2 separate regions of the Homo sapiens genome follow, and region 1 is linked to region 2. Evidence: chromatin loops called from intact Hi-C (ENCODE). Cell type or tissue: ascending aorta. All regions are shown on one strand. Each heading gives the region's core, and the rest is flanking DNA. Links, peaks and the distances in the headings are about the cores only.

What was found. Hi-C counts contacts between places; a loop is a spot of excess contacts. Peaks named below come from ENCODE experiments on the same cell type or tissue, not always from the same donor. Only the 100,000 strongest peaks of a DNase experiment are listed, where the experiment ranks them.
Region 1: it touches region 2 in a loop (2.1-fold over the local background); 5 of 110 quality-filtered maps call a loop at or near these places.

What each region holds. Positions count from the first base shown.
Region 1 is chr15:51,073,014-51,081,347 of GRCh38, reverse strand. All of the region lies in intron 1 of TNFAIP8L3 (TNF alpha induced protein 8 like 3), which reads left to right. The region is part of intron 1 of MIR4713HG (MIR4713 host gene); the gene reads right to left. Among named protein-coding and RNA genes, the nearest start is that of TNFAIP8L3, 18 kb to the left of the region's middle. RefSeq lists enhancers at 2,256-2,415, 3,462-3,756, 4,021-4,577. In ascending aorta, for the core only: no CTCF peak of the experiment used is centred there; DNase peaks (open chromatin) are centred at 3,587, 4,067, 5,757 and 6,000; H3K4me3 peaks cover 1,876 bases; H3K27ac peaks cover 4,320 bases.
Region 2 is chr15:51,129,439-51,137,772 of GRCh38, reverse strand. The region is part of intron 1 of MIR4713HG (MIR4713 host gene); the gene reads right to left. Among named protein-coding and RNA genes, the nearest start is that of TNFAIP8L3, 39 kb to the right of the region's middle. In ascending aorta, for the core only: a CTCF peak has its summit at 4,701 (motif pointing left); DNase peaks (open chromatin) are centred at 4,692 and 4,872; H3K27ac peaks cover 1,901 bases.

The DNA.
Region 1 (8,334 bases), core at 332-8,331, 57 kb after region 2:
GAAAAGCTGGGCCCCCCATGGGCCCTACCCATCTTGTCCACACTCCAGAAGCTTAATATCTCCTCCTGACTTCACCCTGTCCTCCCCATCTCCCTGGTCCCAGCTCTCTGCCTCACCTGAGATGTCTTCCCTTCCCTAGCCCATCTCAGGCCCAGATGCTGCTCTCCGTTTCCACTGCCTTGGGCCCCCACCCACCCCCACAAGCCCTCCTGAGTGTTAGAGGGACTAAGGCAGTGAAAAAGCCAAGTCTTGTGGCCATTCCTGGAGTTAAGTCACGAAGCAAAAATCTTAAAAGCTTCCAGAGAGAAAAAAAACAGGCCCTTACCAATGTATACTAGTTTTCTAAATAGCAACACTGAACTTTAGACAACAATGATGCCCTGCCTTTGAATTCTCAAGGCAAATGATTTCCAACATAGAGCTCTAGACCAAGGCAAACCATCCATCAAGGGTGTGGTTGGAATAAAGTCATTGTATGATATGTTAGATACCAAAAAATGACTTTATCATGTCCTCTTCCTGAGATAGCTGCTTACTCAGGCGGCAGCCAACTGAGGCCCCCAGGCCAAATCTGGCCTGCCACCTGTTTTTGTGTTTCCATTTTTAAGTACACCTTACATGGTTATTTACACTTTACATGGTTATTTAAGTACCTATACAATATCCTCTATTTTGCCTTTTTCTCCTTTACTCTGTGGCTCTTTAAGGCGGTTTGCCGAAGTCTGTGCTAGACCAAGTGCTCCACTGAACCGAGGACCAAATTAAGAAAAAGGAGTTGTGAGATCCAAGAAACAGGAGATGGACACAGGAGAGAAGGGGTAAAGAGTGAAGGGAGGACCCAGGATGACTACGTGTGTCAGGCATCAAGAGAAACATGCCCAGACTTGAGTTGGGGGACAGAGGGCTGCCAGAGATATCTCCAAGAAAAAAAAAAAGTGGAAGCAGTTGATTAGTTGATGTGTTTGAACCTATTGAGAAGAACTTTCTATTCTGCTACGAACTTTAGGAATGAATTTGCACTAGACAGATAAAAAACTAACCAGGAGATTAAAAAATAGTGTTTAACTCCTGGGAAAACAAGATGAATAAGAAAGGAAATGCAGGCATGGAAGTTATAGGACACTACATGACTTGGCTATGAATGATAGCTAAATCATAGTAATGTCATCGCTGAAGTTTGATTTAACCAAATGTTGAAAGAGAAGCAAATTGGAAGGTGGAAGGAGAAATGAATGGGAAAGAAAGCTAAGTTTTCACCTTCTGTAGTAGACAGTTAAAAGCAAATAAAATCAAGAATTAACAGTGTAAGCATGTAATTTAAATATAGAGAGGTAATTATTCATTGAAACAGCTAAAATAGTTTAAACTATTTTGTCTGTAAGTAGCTAGCATCAGAGGTGTGCTGGGGATGCTACATCATGTTATAAGCCTCCCTTGTGGAATGACTTTTCTTTTTTTTCTTTCTTTCTTTTTTTTTTTTTTTTTTTTTTTTGAGACAAAGTCTTGCTCTGTCACCCAGGCTGGAGTGCAGAGTGCAGTGGCATGATCATAGCTCACTGCAGCCTCGAACTCCTAGCCTCAAGTGAACCTCCCACATTGGCCTCCAAAGTGCTGAGATTACAGGCATGAGCCACCATGCTCAGTCTGATTTGACTTTTTAAATAATTGTACCCTGTATTACTTTGAAAATAATTTTCTTAATAAAAAGAAAAGAAGTGACAGAGCAACCTGGTGAGTGATGTGGCAACCATTCCCAGGTGAGAGTGTCTCAGGCCCCTGGTTGGAGGACATGCCAGCTCTCATTATCATTATTGTTCCTGACATGAGTGTGAATGCATTTCAATAAAATGTCATGAGTGAGAGCCATGCATTCAAGCAATGAACATTCTCTGTTTCAGTCCCTAGCTACAGTTGCCCAGATAAATAAGCCTTGGTCCCTGCCCTCAAGGAGTTCACAGACCAGTGGGTGATAAAATTCCTCATCCAGCTAGTGGATGACTGATTGCTCCACAAGGTGATAAGTGACAGGGCAGGTGATTGCAAAAAGAAATTGCCTAGAAGTCAGAAGTCATTCAAATGGAGCCCTGGAAGCTAAGCAGGAATTGGGCTGGGAAGAGAGTAAGAGGTCAGTGTCCCAGCACAGGGACAGAAAATGCAAAAGTGCAAGGGGACCCAGGCCTGGTGCAGGTGAGACCTGCCTGTGGCCTGGAGCTGGGAGCTTAGGGTTTGTAGAGGGTGAAGAGAAGACAGATGTCAGTTCAGTGGCCTGGTGTGCCATGCTAAAGAGTTGTCTGGGCTGTCTTGAAGGTTATGGGAATCCCCTCAAGGCCTTTTCTAGAGGAGCAGCATCATCGAAGCCTGCTGTCAGCCTGGTGTGGAAAATAGAACAGTAGCTGGGGTAGAGAGATGAGCAAGGAGACAGACAAGCATTCGGGGAAGAAACCATGAGGGTCTGTACTGAGGTAGCGAAAGAGAGGCAGAGGAAGGCAGGTGCATTTAAAGATGTTACAGAAGCTGAATAGACAGTCGGAGGCCTCGTTAGATATGGGAGGTGAGGGAGAGAAATAAGGCAAGGATGGTCCCCAGGTTCTTGTCTGGACACAGGCCGGTGGCAGAGTCACGTATCATACAAGGAGAGGACTTCAGGAGGGTTGGAGAAAGGAGCTGAGAGAAATGTTGAATGTGGAGGGGGAGGGATCAGGCAAGCAGTTATGGATGGGAGAGTCCCCTGGACTGGGGAACATGCGGGGCAGGGGTCAGTCCATGGGACAGGGGTGGCATCTCACACTTGGGAAGTGTCTAGCGAGAGAAGAGGACCCTGAGTGAGCTCAGGAGGACACCCAGACATGAAGCATAGACAGAGGAGGAGGAGGCCTGGAGGAGGCTAAGGAGGGCCAGAAGAGGTGGGGTTAGGAAAGCAAGACCAACAGAGGGTCCCCTGCTGCTGGTGACCAGGTAAGCCGTGTGTATCGGGGTGCCCTCAGCGTTCCAGGATTACAAGTAGTTAGCATATCTGCCCCCCGGAAACAGCCTTTAGAACCCCCCGCCCCCGCTTATATTTGTGACAACCGAAAATGCCCTCCCATGTTTCCAAACACTCCTCAGGGCCAATTACAAGATTATTTGGTGACCTTGGTGAGAGCGGTTACCAAGGAGTCTGTGGTGAAAGCCAGGGAAGAATAAAACCACAGCTCCTCTGTCCTGCCGTGGCCATTCCCTCCTCAGGCCTCTTCCGGGGCTGCCCAATCACTATTTATTTTTTGAGGTTTAAATGTATATTATTGAGTTCCTAGCACATGTCAGGGACGCCACGGTGAACACGACAGTTAAGGTGATGCAGAAGTTTTTGCCCCTTAGTTCAGCTAAAACGGGGTTCTTGTCACATGACCAGGAAAGATGAGGTCCGCAGACACATTGAAAGGTGAGGGGAGCAGAATTTATTAAAAGAAAGCTCTCGGAGAAAAAAATAAGTGGTCCTGCTAACAGGCTTCCACCTCACAGACTGAATTCCAGGCCAGCACACTCGAGCTGGAGTCCAGGCTCCTCCCCCTGCCCAAGGCGCGAAATCCTGAGGCTCCGCCCCCTGTTCCCCCAGTGCGCATGTGCATATTATTAAGCGAGAAGCTGTCGGGGAAGGGAGGGCAGACAAGGGTGTTCTCCCTCTGGGTTGCGGGTTTCTTACGGGACCGGCAGTCGGGTCTTTCAGCTTTCAGACTGTTTTAGGCTTGAATGGGGTGTTTTGCAAGGGACCCCTTGGCTGTCTCCTGTCTCTATCAAAGGTCTCCCCTCTCGGAACTGCCAGGGTACAAACAATTGAAGCCAGGTGGGGGTTCCTTGACTAGGCCCCCTTGCATAAGATGGGAGCGGGGTGGGCAGCAGGGCGTGCTTGGCTTAGGGAGGAGCTGCGCTGAGCAAAGCGGGATGAGAGGCTGGGGAGACAGGCGGGGCAGCTGGGATATGGGACCAGCGGGAAGGGCTGGCCTTGAGGTTTCGGACACGAGTCCCACCCACAGCTACGTCAGCACAGGGCGGCCTGCCGGGGCCTGGGGGCCTGGCAGTCTGTGGTTTGGTCTGTGGGCACTGAGGCCAACACAGGAAGAGGCCTTGGGGAGAGCCAGCATGACGCCTGCTGACCGCACGCTCTGTGGCGAGCACAGGCCAAGGACTGACAGAGGAGGCTGAGGTCTAATGGAGGAGTCAAGGGCCCCAGGGAAACAGGGGAGGGAGCAGCATTTTGGAGGGAAGTCACAGATAAGGAAAGCTGGAGGCTCCAAGGTCGATGCCCCAGGTGTTACACAGTGAGAAAGAAGCAGGAGGATTCCATTTACGAAGAATGGCGGGAGTAGAATGGGGGGCGGCAGGAATCCAGCACGGGAGAGGAGGAACGCGGAGGACCTCTCCACAGGCATCAGCGCACATCTGATGCGTGCCCAGATGATGACAAAAATTCAATTTATCATACTTAAGGGGTTACTATTAAATTGAGAAAGCAAATTAGCAGAATCTTCTAGTCTGCTTTCTCATTTAACAGACCCAGAAACCAGCAGGTAAAGAGATGGGCCCATGGCACACAGTGAGTGCGCTGGGGGTGGCAGGGGCAGGGCAGGGCTGGAGGCCGGGCTCTGTCTTCCACTTCCTGCTGCTGGCTCAGTGGCAAAAGTCAGGACCAGGACTGGGCTCTCTCGTTTTCCCTGTATCCGAGGAGCTAGCTACTCCATGGATACACCCTGGCATCTTGATTGTGCAGGACAGCCATTCTCAGCATCTTTGAGTGACCACACCTGGTGATTTGGTTGGAAAACAGTGAAACCTTTTGGTGGTACTTCTTTACGTTACCATGAAGTATAAAAAATTCTATTCTTAGCCATTTGTGGCCTTAGAGTTTAATTTAGAAAGGAAGCCTGAGAGAAAGTCACATTTCTGAGAAACTTCCAGGAAGTTAAGCCTCCACAGCTAGTTGGCCCCTCCCATTACGTGATGTGAATGGGATTCCCCCTGGACTCAGAGTGGTTCCATCACAGTAGCGGTCCCAGCAGAGCTTAGGAGCCCAACCTCAGGAGATCTTGCGGGTGTCATCCCACCTCCCATCTGCTAACAACATCCCTCAACACTGTCATTCCACAGGCCAGATATTGACCATGACACCAGCAGATATTAAAAATGTGGCTTGACTTGTCTTAAATCCGTAAACAAAACCAGTTTTACTACAGAGTATATGTAAGGGAGATTATAAGCAATATATTACATGTCCCTTTCCTGCTGTTCCGCATTCAGATTGACTGAAATCCAAAAATGTCATTGTTCAGGATTCATATTTCACTAAAAAAAAAATCAAGTAGAACACTGAGGAAGCCATAATGCTGTCTGCCAAATCATCTCCCATACAGAAGTACCTTCTGGTTTCTTCTCCCTCGTGTGTTCTGACCTCTCAAGTACAGCTAACAGTTTGTCTAGTTGTTGTTAAGCTCACTAAGCTGAGGGTTTACATGTTACTACATTAATTAATTAGAGCACCTTCCAGTAGCCTCAGTCCACTGTCACAGGCCATGTTTTGTTTCTTTTTTCCAAGATAGACGAGTTTGTTCCATTTTATTGTTTTGCACATTTTAGGTTCTGCATCCATCCTCCAAAAATTACAGCATTCCAAAGACTGACATTTTTATTGCATTAGACTGTTTACTAATTTCACATATTACGGTGTTGGCATGCTCCCATGGCTCTGAATGTGGCATCCTACTGGTGTCCTTGTTAGCAGTCTGGTGTTCTGAGCCTGAGTTCTTGGGTGCCTGCCGTGGTAGAGAAAGTTTGGGAGCTGCCAGCAGAGAGAGAGAGGATTGCCCAGAGAGACAGAACGTGGACTGTGCTATTCCAAGCCCGACAGCTCCTGAGTATATTAAAATAGCTCATGAGTGTGAAGGGGCGTAAATGGGGAGGCTCCAGGGGTGGCAGGAAGGAGGGGTGCTTCTGCCATGGAGAAAGGGTTTACTGCTGGAACTGAACACTGAGAGCATGGTGGGCAATCCCTCTGGCCCCCAGGTGATGCTGCTGTTGTTGGGTCAAAGACAGGCAGAACCCAAGTGGGCCAAGCAGATAGCTCCGTATGAAAGGCAAAGGGTGGACCTTGTGCTTAGTTCAGAAGGCATTTGAGTACATTCAGTTCCACCTGCACATTGTGAATATGCACCTCCTTCCAGGTGTGGGTCCTGAACTGATGGAATCTGAGCCTCAAAGAACAAGAACAAACACGCTAAAATCATTCATCAGTCATTCATTTACTGAGACATATATACAAGACATATACTGAGTAACTTCTGCATAGTAGGCAGTTCTGCTTATGGGGATTCACAGGTCTTCTGAGCATCAATCCCTAAGAACTCAGCACCGGATGCGGAAAGTAGATGGCCAGTCGCAGTGCAGCACAGGAACAGGGCTACCACTGAGCTAGGTGTGAGGGCCAGCCTCCCTGACAAGAGGGATATAAGGGTTGGCCAGGGGCTCATGGTGGGAGGGGACCTTCAGCGGCAACAAACAACCTGTCAGCTGTGCCTCTTCCACCTGGGCGAGGGTCCACTGGATTCAGCTATGGCACGAGAGTCAGGGCATGGCTGGCAGCCAGGGCAGCACCCTTAGGGAGAGCTGGCTTGACTTCTGGTACTGTTTGGCTGTCATCCCGACTATTTCAGCCAGTTGGGTTAGGGCAAAACCATTTTTGTGAAGAGTTGAGCCTCCTTTTGGCTTTGAATTGGGCAAGCAGGCCTCTGGTAGGAGGGATGGGATCCGGTGGGCAGAGCCAGAGGTCTGTTCATGGAGCTCCTCTTCAGTATCTCCTGTTACTTTGTTACTTAGGAAGGAGCATTAGAAGGGAATCCTACCATGTGCCAAAAGGCACCCTTTTCCCCAACAGGCAGCCTGCTGCTAGGTTGTTACTTTCTGCAGATACTTCATAGCAAAAACTGGAAACAGTTTGAAACCTACCAAGAGGGGACCAGTAGAGAAAATGGTGGCATGTGCTATTGTCAAAAAACAATGATGTAGTACATTTGTTGTCATGGAAAGATATCCTCAGAATGTCGAGTGAAATGCAGGCTAGTTTTACTAAAACTGTCAAAAAACAGTTAATCCCCACCTTACATAAACACTCTCAGACACAGAAAAAGAAGGAAAGCTACTCAATCCGTTTTATGGGACTAGTCTTCTCTGACATCAAAATTTGACAAAGATAGTACTATGAAAAAGTTATAGACCAATCTCACTTTTGAGTATAGTTGCAAAATGCAATATTTACTAGTAGAATTCACCAGTATAGTAAATACATATGCATCATTGACCAAGTAGGGCTTATCCTGGGAATATAATGATGATTTAAATCAAAAAGTCTTTGAATAATTGGTTAAATTTACATATTATAAGATAAATTATATGATCATCTCAGTGGATACAAAGAAATTGTTTGCTAAAATTGGATACATTTCTACTTAAAAGCAAACAATGCCTTAGCAAAATAGGAATAAAAGGAAGATAACTTGATAAGGGGTATCCATCAAAACCCACAGCAAACATTGCATACTCAGGGAAATTTTAGAGACAATCCTGTTAAAGTTAGGAACAAGACCAGGATGCCATGTAATGCTATTCAACACTGTGCTGGATGTTTTCTACCGGTGTTATAAAGCAGGAAAAAGAAATAGGGGGTCAAAGAAAACAATCATTTTGTGTAGGCAATGTTGTCTACATTAAAAAGTCCAAGAGATGCTATATAAATTAGAACTCATAACAGAGCTCGGCAAAATGTCTCAATTGGAGATAAGTATACAGGGATCAGTTGGGTTCCTATGCATCATTAATAACCATTTAGAAACTGTAATAGAAAAAAATTAACAGCAGCAACCAAAACTGTAAGGTAGCTAGAAGTAAATCTAATGAAAGATATGCAAGAGATTTATGGAGATGACTGTAAACATAATTGAAGGACACAGAAGAAGATATGACTAAATGGAGAGACATGTCATGTTAATGGAGAGGAAGATTCAGTATCATAAAGATACCAGTTTAGGCTGGGCGTGGTGGCTCACGCCTATAGTCCCAGCACTTTGGGAGGCCAAGGCAGGCAGATCACCTGAGGTCGGGAGTTTGAGACCAGCCTGACCAACATGGAGGAACCCCATCTCTACTAAAAATACAAAATTAGCCAGGCATGGTGGCGCATGCCTGTAATCCCAGCTACTCAGGAGGCTGAGGCAGAAGAATCGCTTGAAACCGGGAGGTGGAGGTTGCAGTGAGCCGAGATTGCACCATTGCACTCCAGCCTGGGCAACAAGAGCAAAACTCTGTCTC
Region 2 (8,334 bases), core at 104-8,103:
CATATTTTCTGGAATAAATTGAATACTCCTTTACATTATGGTAAACATGACTGAAACATTTAACAGTCATCCAAACCTCATTTGTTCCACATACACTTATTAAGCTCCTACTACATGCCAAATACTCTGCTTGACACTGGTTACGAAGAGGGATCATAAGGATTCAAAGCTAAGAGAAATAAGCTTTAAGGTGTTAAGGAACATGTTTTCAGGGGTATCCACTGGGGCTATCCTACAGATGGGTCTGAAGCCCAGTATCTTCTTGAAATTAGAGCCTGGGCTATGGCCAATCCTGGAGTCTAGAGGGGCTCACATCTTATAGCTCCACAGGGAAAACCAAGGAGTGGCCTTCCCCCAACACTGCCCCCACACACAGGTTCCCTGCATCCTAAAATATAGGATGCAAACATTTTTGGAGACCTCATCAAAGCAGATATGTGGGTATGAAGGAATATGCATTTGGCAACAACAGGCAAAGACACTATTACCCACACACTCATGTTATTGGCATGTGACAGAGCCCCCTGGTCCTAGGGCTGTGCTGAAACCTGGAGAGGGCTCACGTGTCACTCTCAGGTGACACTGTACTTTCATTTTCATAAATGGGCAAAGTGAGCAGGAGATGTGGGTCCTGTGGGAGAATGAAGAAGGCTGGTCCTTAGAGGAATGGCTATAGGGACAGTGTGAGAAGAGGGTACAGGCAAGTCCAGGTGGCCTGGTTGGGATAAGCAGGAGGGACTTCTAGCCTCTGGAGGGCCTGCTGGGTGAGCCCCAGGCTTCCCTAAAGCAGCTTCAACGTCTGATGGCACTCGGGCTACCGACCCCATGCAGCACCCTTTCATGGTTCTCCACCTGAGCCCCTACTCCTCTAAGCCTCAGTGCACCTGTGTTCTGACCTCTGAGAAGGGGGCCTGCACAGATGAGAGTAAGGCTGACCTCCTAAGCTCTGCAGCCAGGCTGCCCTTCTGACCACACCAAGCTGACATGCAGCCCCGCCGCCTGGGTAAGTTGGCTGGCAGCCAGCTGAGAGCAAGCCCCAAGACATCACAGAATACAAGCAGGAGAGGTCACTCAGGCTGGGCACAGGGGCTCCTGACAGTAATCCCAGCACTTTGGGAGGCCGAGGCAGGAGGATCATTTGAATCCAGGAGTTCAGAGGGGAAGGGAACAGGCTCCAGGCCCCAACCCCAGCTTCAGCACAGACGAGCCAGTTGGCCATGGACAGTCATTTAACCATCTGACTCCAGTCCTTCATTCGTGAAATTGGGAACTAACGCCTGCCCACAGGCTCTGTGTGAAAATTAAATGCAAGTGAAGGTGGAGACCCGAACACTGCCTGGGTTCAACAAAATAAATTCCCTTTCTTGCCTCAGCTCTCCACAGCTCAACACTCTTTTTAGGAAGCAAAGATCACCTTTCCACTCTCATGCTGGATTTCTTACCTCAACACAATTCTCAAAGATTCCCTTGCGTGTCCAGTCAAGTAAAGTCCTCAGTAACTTTTCCTTGACTCAAACACCCTCAGGTCCCAAATCCCCCAGCTTAGCCCCTTCCAAGTTCAGGAAATCTGTGCTCATTAATGCAAGAGCCATTAACCCCTTGAAAGAGAACCTCAGAACCTCAGGACAATGGGAGAAAGTGCTGACAGGCAAGCTTGACGCAGCAGGTAGAAGATGGAACACATCGTTGACGGCTGCACAGCCCATGCCTTGGAGACAGCACATGGATATCTGCTGAGTCTCCTTCAAGGAGACCGTCATTACCCTCTTACATGAAGCTGGTATGATGTCATACCAAAGGAAGTGTAGGCCCACCGCAGACGTTGCACCACGACTTGGAACACCTATAGGATCATCACCCTTTGTGTTAGACTGAAGCAGTCCTTGAGGCAAGGATTCAAGTGCAAGTACTTTATTTGGGAGATGACCTCAGACAACATAGATAGGGGCATGGGGAAATAGGGAGGAGAAAGGGACAGGGAGGGGAAAGAAGTCAATAAGGGGCTTGTTATCAAGCAAGTTACAGTGGACAACTGAAGCTCAGAGTTATGCTAACCTAGGGGGTTAATTGGTTAGTTGGCTGGGGGCCGCCTCTAAGGGCAATAACTCTAAGGTGCTTCCAGATTGTTCCTTGTGTGGGCAGAGGGTGTTCCCATGGCCAGAAAGAAGCTCCAGGGCAGAGTCGCAGGTATTTGCAGTAGGCAGCCCTCAGGCATGTACAGTGAGCGTGGGGTGTGGGCAAGATGCCCACACTGTGGTCACCTTGCTGCATGTGCTCCCAGCTCAGTGTGCAGCCTTGGATTGGTGATCCAGCATCCCAAGATATGTGATGAGAAAAGCAAAAGCCTGGGTGGAATGCAGTCACAAGGTCTCTGGTACCTGGACAGTGTTTCACTTCCTGTGAATTAACTAATTCACATCATAGTTTAGCTTGTGAGTTTAATGATTAGATGAGGTTATCCAGAGCCCAATGAATAATGACTATTTATTAGCTGCTTAGCTATTTGAGGCTTTCAACCCATGTTGTGGTAAATCATCAGAACGCCTGAAAGGAAGATTTTGTTATTTCTAATTTAGAGATAGAAAAATTGAGAGTTAGAAATTAAATGAACTGGCCAAGCTCCCATAGCTACTAAGAAGAATACTCAGAATTCAAGTGTATGTGAAACAGGGATTTTTGTGAGATTCATACACTGCACTCTAACACCTCCTTGACTCCTGAGTACTCTGATGAATCAAACCTCTGAATGTGTGAAAATGGGGTGAGACTCTGGGCCCACAGTGACCCCAATCAGGTTGCAGATATCCTGTGAGGGACAGCCAGCAGTCAGCCCCAATTGCTCACACCTGTTTTCTGCTCACTCTCATCATACTAAAAACAAAATTCCCACCAGGTCCTCAGTAACTCCCCCAAACTCACCTGGGTCCTCAGTCTCAACAAGACCCTCTTCTCTGTGTTAAAGAAAATCATATTCTAACACTTGCTAAAACAATAAGGAAGACTTTATTCAGGACTATTGCAATGGAGTATTGCAATAGGTGTGAGAGATCAGGTTCAACTTCAAATTCAAGGACAAGTGGGATTGTCAGCCAAGAACAGAGTGAGAGGGTTAGTGGATATGGAAAGTTGCTAAGAGAAGACATCAAGGATAGGAGATTCTTGTGAAATCAACTTAACAGGATTCTTGCTAAACACAAACTAATGTGATCAGATATCAAGCATGGGGGATTCTCCCTAAACTGACTTGGCAGGATTCTTACTAAAACTTGACTGGGCAAGGACAGACACAGACAAAGAAGTCCAAGGTCAAGGCCCAGTTGAGAAGAGGCTCATAGGAGCCTCACTAAAGTCTGGTCAAAGGGAGAGTTTTTGTCACTTGCCACAAAGGTCCAGATAACAGTTATGAAGCCAGACACTGGGACTTGGTGTTCTGAGTCCTCAAAATACTCTGGAAGGCAAGGACCAGGATCATCATCTTTACCTCACCAATGAGGAACCAACAAGTTAAGTACCTTGCCCAAAGTCAGACTTCCAGCCAATAACAGAGCTGGGATTTGAACCCAGAAAGTCTGGCGTCAAACCCATAGTTTTACCCACCACATGACACAGCTTCTCATCTTGTTGATTCCTTAGTGGATTTCATGCTTAATTAATCTTCCCACCACAAATTTGGGGATGAAGCGACCCAAAGAGATGGGGCTATCATAATCCTGCTTTACAACAGACCATCTTTCACATCCTCACTAGTTACTTTGGGGCCTCTAAAGATAAGCCATTGTAATGGACGCTTCATAATGTGATTTGACCAACAAAAACATTGGTACACAAAAGAGGAAACCGGAGCAGATTTCTGCATTCATTTCTATTTTTATTGTGTTCTGCTTTTGTTTAATAATAAGGGGGAGGAGACTGGGCTCGATCACTCATCTGCAGCAAGAATTTTTTATTACCAGGGGCTGGAAAACAAAATGGGTTTTAATTTATTCCAATTTCATTTCAATTTTGCCAGTGGACATCTGTGCTTGCGAGCTTGGAAACCATAATACACGACTAATACTTTCCAATAATTTTCTTTTGATAATTCCTCTGACAGTGTGAAGAAAAGTGCCTGAACATGGATTAAATATCACATGACAACATTTTCCCAAATCTACGTGGCAAACTGCTACTTTTCTTTTTCTACAAAGATAATAGGAGGAAAAAAGCAATTTTTCAGAGCAGAAAGCAGCAGACAAGGTTCAGAGAACTAGAGTTCTTCTCCTGGCTCTGCTACCCACTATCCAGATGTGTGGCCTGGGGCGGGGGAATTCACCTCTCTGGGTTTCTGTTTCCACATTGGGAAATGAGATGCTTAGACTGTGTGATTCCCAAAGTCCCTCCCAGCTCTGAAATTTCCAGAGTCTCTGGTACAACATGGTGCCAAATGACCTTCATAGTGTCGGCATCATAGCTTTGGACGTACTTTGAGTTAACCTGGTTCACTGACTAACATAGAGAAGGAAATCTACAATTAATTGGGCACATATGCGAGCTCTTAAAAAAAAAGCAACAGTTTACATCAGGAATCTCAAATGGCAGGTGGCATAAGTGAGGGCATCAGGCTGAGCAAGGAAACATTAGGGAGCAGTGGGAACACTGCTGAACTGAGAGCTCACAGTGTCTCTGAAGGTGGCAGCTGCTCCTTTGCGCCATCCAGTGGCTTCCATGTGGCAATGCAGGCCCAGTGCAACCAGAAACTGATTTTTCAAGCAAAAATAGAAACCTAGATTTTTATGTTCTGTTTCCCAATTATTTAAACACTGTTGGGGCCAAAGAAAACATACTTAGGAGCCCTAGTTAGCAAATCTTGAGTCACATGCACTGGGTGTCTAACCCATTCTCTTTTCTCCGGGACCATCCTGTACTTCCTCTGTCCGGCAGAGCATTCATTTCTGTTTACTCATCTGTCTCCCTGCTGGACGCAGAGCATTTTGAGGGTCATGGGTTCTATGCCTGTCTTGAGCAGCAGATTGTTGGTAGTCAATGAAATAAAGGAATTTTACTATTTACAATGAACGCGTCACTGTATTAGTCTGCTCAGGCTGCCATAAAAAAATGGCATGGCTTAAACAACAGAAATTTACTTCTCACAGTTCTGGAGGCTGGAAAGTCCCAGATCAAGGTCCAACAGGGCTTAGTTTCTGGTGAGGGCTCTCTTCCTGGTTTACAGAGGGCTTCCTTCTCACTACATCTTCACATGGCCTTTCCTTGGTGTGTGCACACAGAGAGAGAGAGCTCTCTGTTGTCTCTTCTTACAAGGACAGTAATCCTATTGGATCAGGGTCCAACCCTTATGACCTCATTTAACATTAATTACCTCCTCAGAGACTCCATCTCCAAATGCAACTACACTGTGACCCAGGGCTTCAATATATGAATTTGAGGAAGACATAAACATTCAGTTGATAACACTCACCTAATGCCAACTCACAAGAATTTACCAAAAGCATGGGGGAGGAAAAGGACAAGAAGCTGGGTCTAGAGGTCAAGAGAGATGGGAGACTAGGGCCTCTCAAGCCCAGGCTTGCCCCAGCCCCTCTCCTCAAGAGACAGCCCCCACTTCTCACCTTGATGATGCTTCTTGCTCCTCCAATTGCCCACTGAGCTGAGCAACGGCTTTCACCAGGACTATGACCCTGATATTTCCAACAAGCTGATAAACACACAAAGCTGACCGGGCCACCCCTAGCATCCACAGGCATCATCTCCCTTCCTTGCAACAGGCCCAGGCAGGTGAAGTAACGGGTCCAAGGTCACATGGGTAGTGAGTGGCAGAGCCCAGATTCAACTCCTGCCCCACCCCTCAAGCATCACTGCTTTCCTCCCACCAACTTCTCCACCAGATGCCATCCCCAACCTAGAACTTTCAGATGCTAAGAGTTGGCACCTGAAGCCCAAACTAACTGATACCTCTTAGGAATCATTCCTCACGTTTCCCAGTCCCCTGCAGGAAGTGATTCATGAAGAGTGGCTTCTGGGCTCCCAGCAAGAACCCTCACTCAGAAATGGTTTTCTACCACTCTGCTATCCAATGCTTGAAATTCCATTTTTTGAACTTCCTAAGTCAAACCCCAGTGATGAAGCCTGGTTGCTATCAGAATCATTCAGGAAGCTTTTAATTTTTTTTATATCATGAAAAACTCACTGTTTTTCCATCTGTTTATATTTATTCTAAAATTTTAAACAATATATAAAGAGAAAAGGAAGAAAAAAATCACCTGAAATCCTACCCTGAGATTACCATTATTGATACATTGATGACCTAAATCCATGCATTTCATTATGAATATATATTTTATATATTCATATATAATATATATTTATATATGTATGTATTTTATATATATATATATATAATCCACAGGAATCATCTCCCTTCCTTGCAACAGGCCCAGCCAGGTGAAGTAACGGGTCCAAGGTCACATGGGTATATATATATATGTATATATATATATATATATACATATATATATATGTATATATATATATATATATATATATAGCTTTTATGATGTCTTATCACACAAGCTGTTTTTTTCATTGCTACCTCTTTAAAAACAGTATTGGTGGGAAGGCGACCTTGGTTACTGTCTTGTTCCTCCTCTGTTTCCTTTCATCCACACAACTTGGTCCAGGTCACCAGTGTTAACAACCTTCTCTACGCTTATCAACATACATAGATATATAGACAGATATAGACGAATGATGATGATGAAGATGATGATGACAAAAGTTTAAAAAGACAATAGAGATTACCCCTTGATGTATCATTTTCAAAAAAGGAATAATATACATTTCTCTGGCTCCTGATTTCCTCATTTAATAATATCTCATGGGAATACTTCTTAGTCACCTTTTTAAAAACTAAAATATTCCATAATGGTGATAATTACAATTCACTACATTATTCCCCTTTTGAAGGGAACTTTAGGTTCTATTTTTGTCACTATGCATAATGTTGCAATAACTATCTGAGGACCTATTTATCCATACATACTGCTTTTATTCCATCAGAGAGATTCCCTGGAATGGAATTGCCAGGTTGAAAGAACATGCATTTTTAATTTCAATTGCTAATGCCAGATGGCTTTCCACAATGTGGTAGCAATCTCCATTTCTACCAATAGTGCATAAGTAAACTCTCTCCTGCCTCCCACCAGTAGTAGGTGTTATCATCCTTTAACTTCTGTCAACCTGACAGGTGGAAATTGATAGCCCATTGTTACTTTTCTTGCATTTCCCTACCAATGAACTTGAGCATCTTTTAATGTTCATTCGTCATTTGAATTTGTGCTTCTGTTGAGAGGCCTGCCCTTATCCTTTGCCCATTTTCAATTGAATTTTTTTGCCTTTTTCTTATCAGTTTGTAAGATGTTAACTTTTGAGGGGTAGAGACTGGCTAGTGGTTGACCTAAACTGTTTCTTTGTCCTCATAGGAGCAGCCAGACCACATGTCCCAGCCTCTCTTGCGCTTGTGCATATCCATAGTCTCAGTTCTAGTCAGTGAAGCATGGGTGGAAGTGGAGTATTACCCTTCCAGGCCTGGCCCACAAAACTACCCACTTGTGAGCCTACCTACTAATTTCCCTTCCACAAGGATCTTGGAAGCCACATATTAAAGATGGCGGTGCACACAATAGAAAGAGCCCAGGTTCCTGAATCTCTGCCTGGAGGAGGGCTGCCTGCCAAACAGGATCACCCATCATGGACTTGATATGAGTGAGAAATTCAATTCTATTGTGCTAAACCATAGGGTGTAATGGGTTTATATGTACAACAGAGCCAATCTAACTAACACACCCACCACCTGCCATATGTGTTACAACTGTTTCCGCCAACTGTCATTTGTGTAATGACTGTGCTTGCAGTAAAATTTAAATTGTAAAATGTTTATATTTTCTTGTATGCCTGCATTTTATAGCCTCTATATTTTCCGTGTAAAATGGTTTCTGGGGAGCTGTTTACAAGTACAGATTCTAAGATCCACCCTAGAAAATTCTGCTGCAAGCAGTCTGGAGTGGAGCCAGGAAATCTCGATCTTATTAAAGCTCCCTGGGGTTATTCTGCTGCATCCCAGGATTGGAGAGTATTGCTTAGGATATTAAAGTGGCAGCCCCTGCCACAATGGAAGCAACTCTGGGAGTAACCTAACCTGCCTCCTAAAAGTAGATTCCTAGCGACACCTGGAAATAGCCTAAACTGAAGCTGGGTTAGCCCAGTATTGTGTGGGAGGTTCTGAGCCCATACCCAGTCTTCTCCACTTCCTCAGGTGTGCCCTGGGGTAAGTAACTTAAT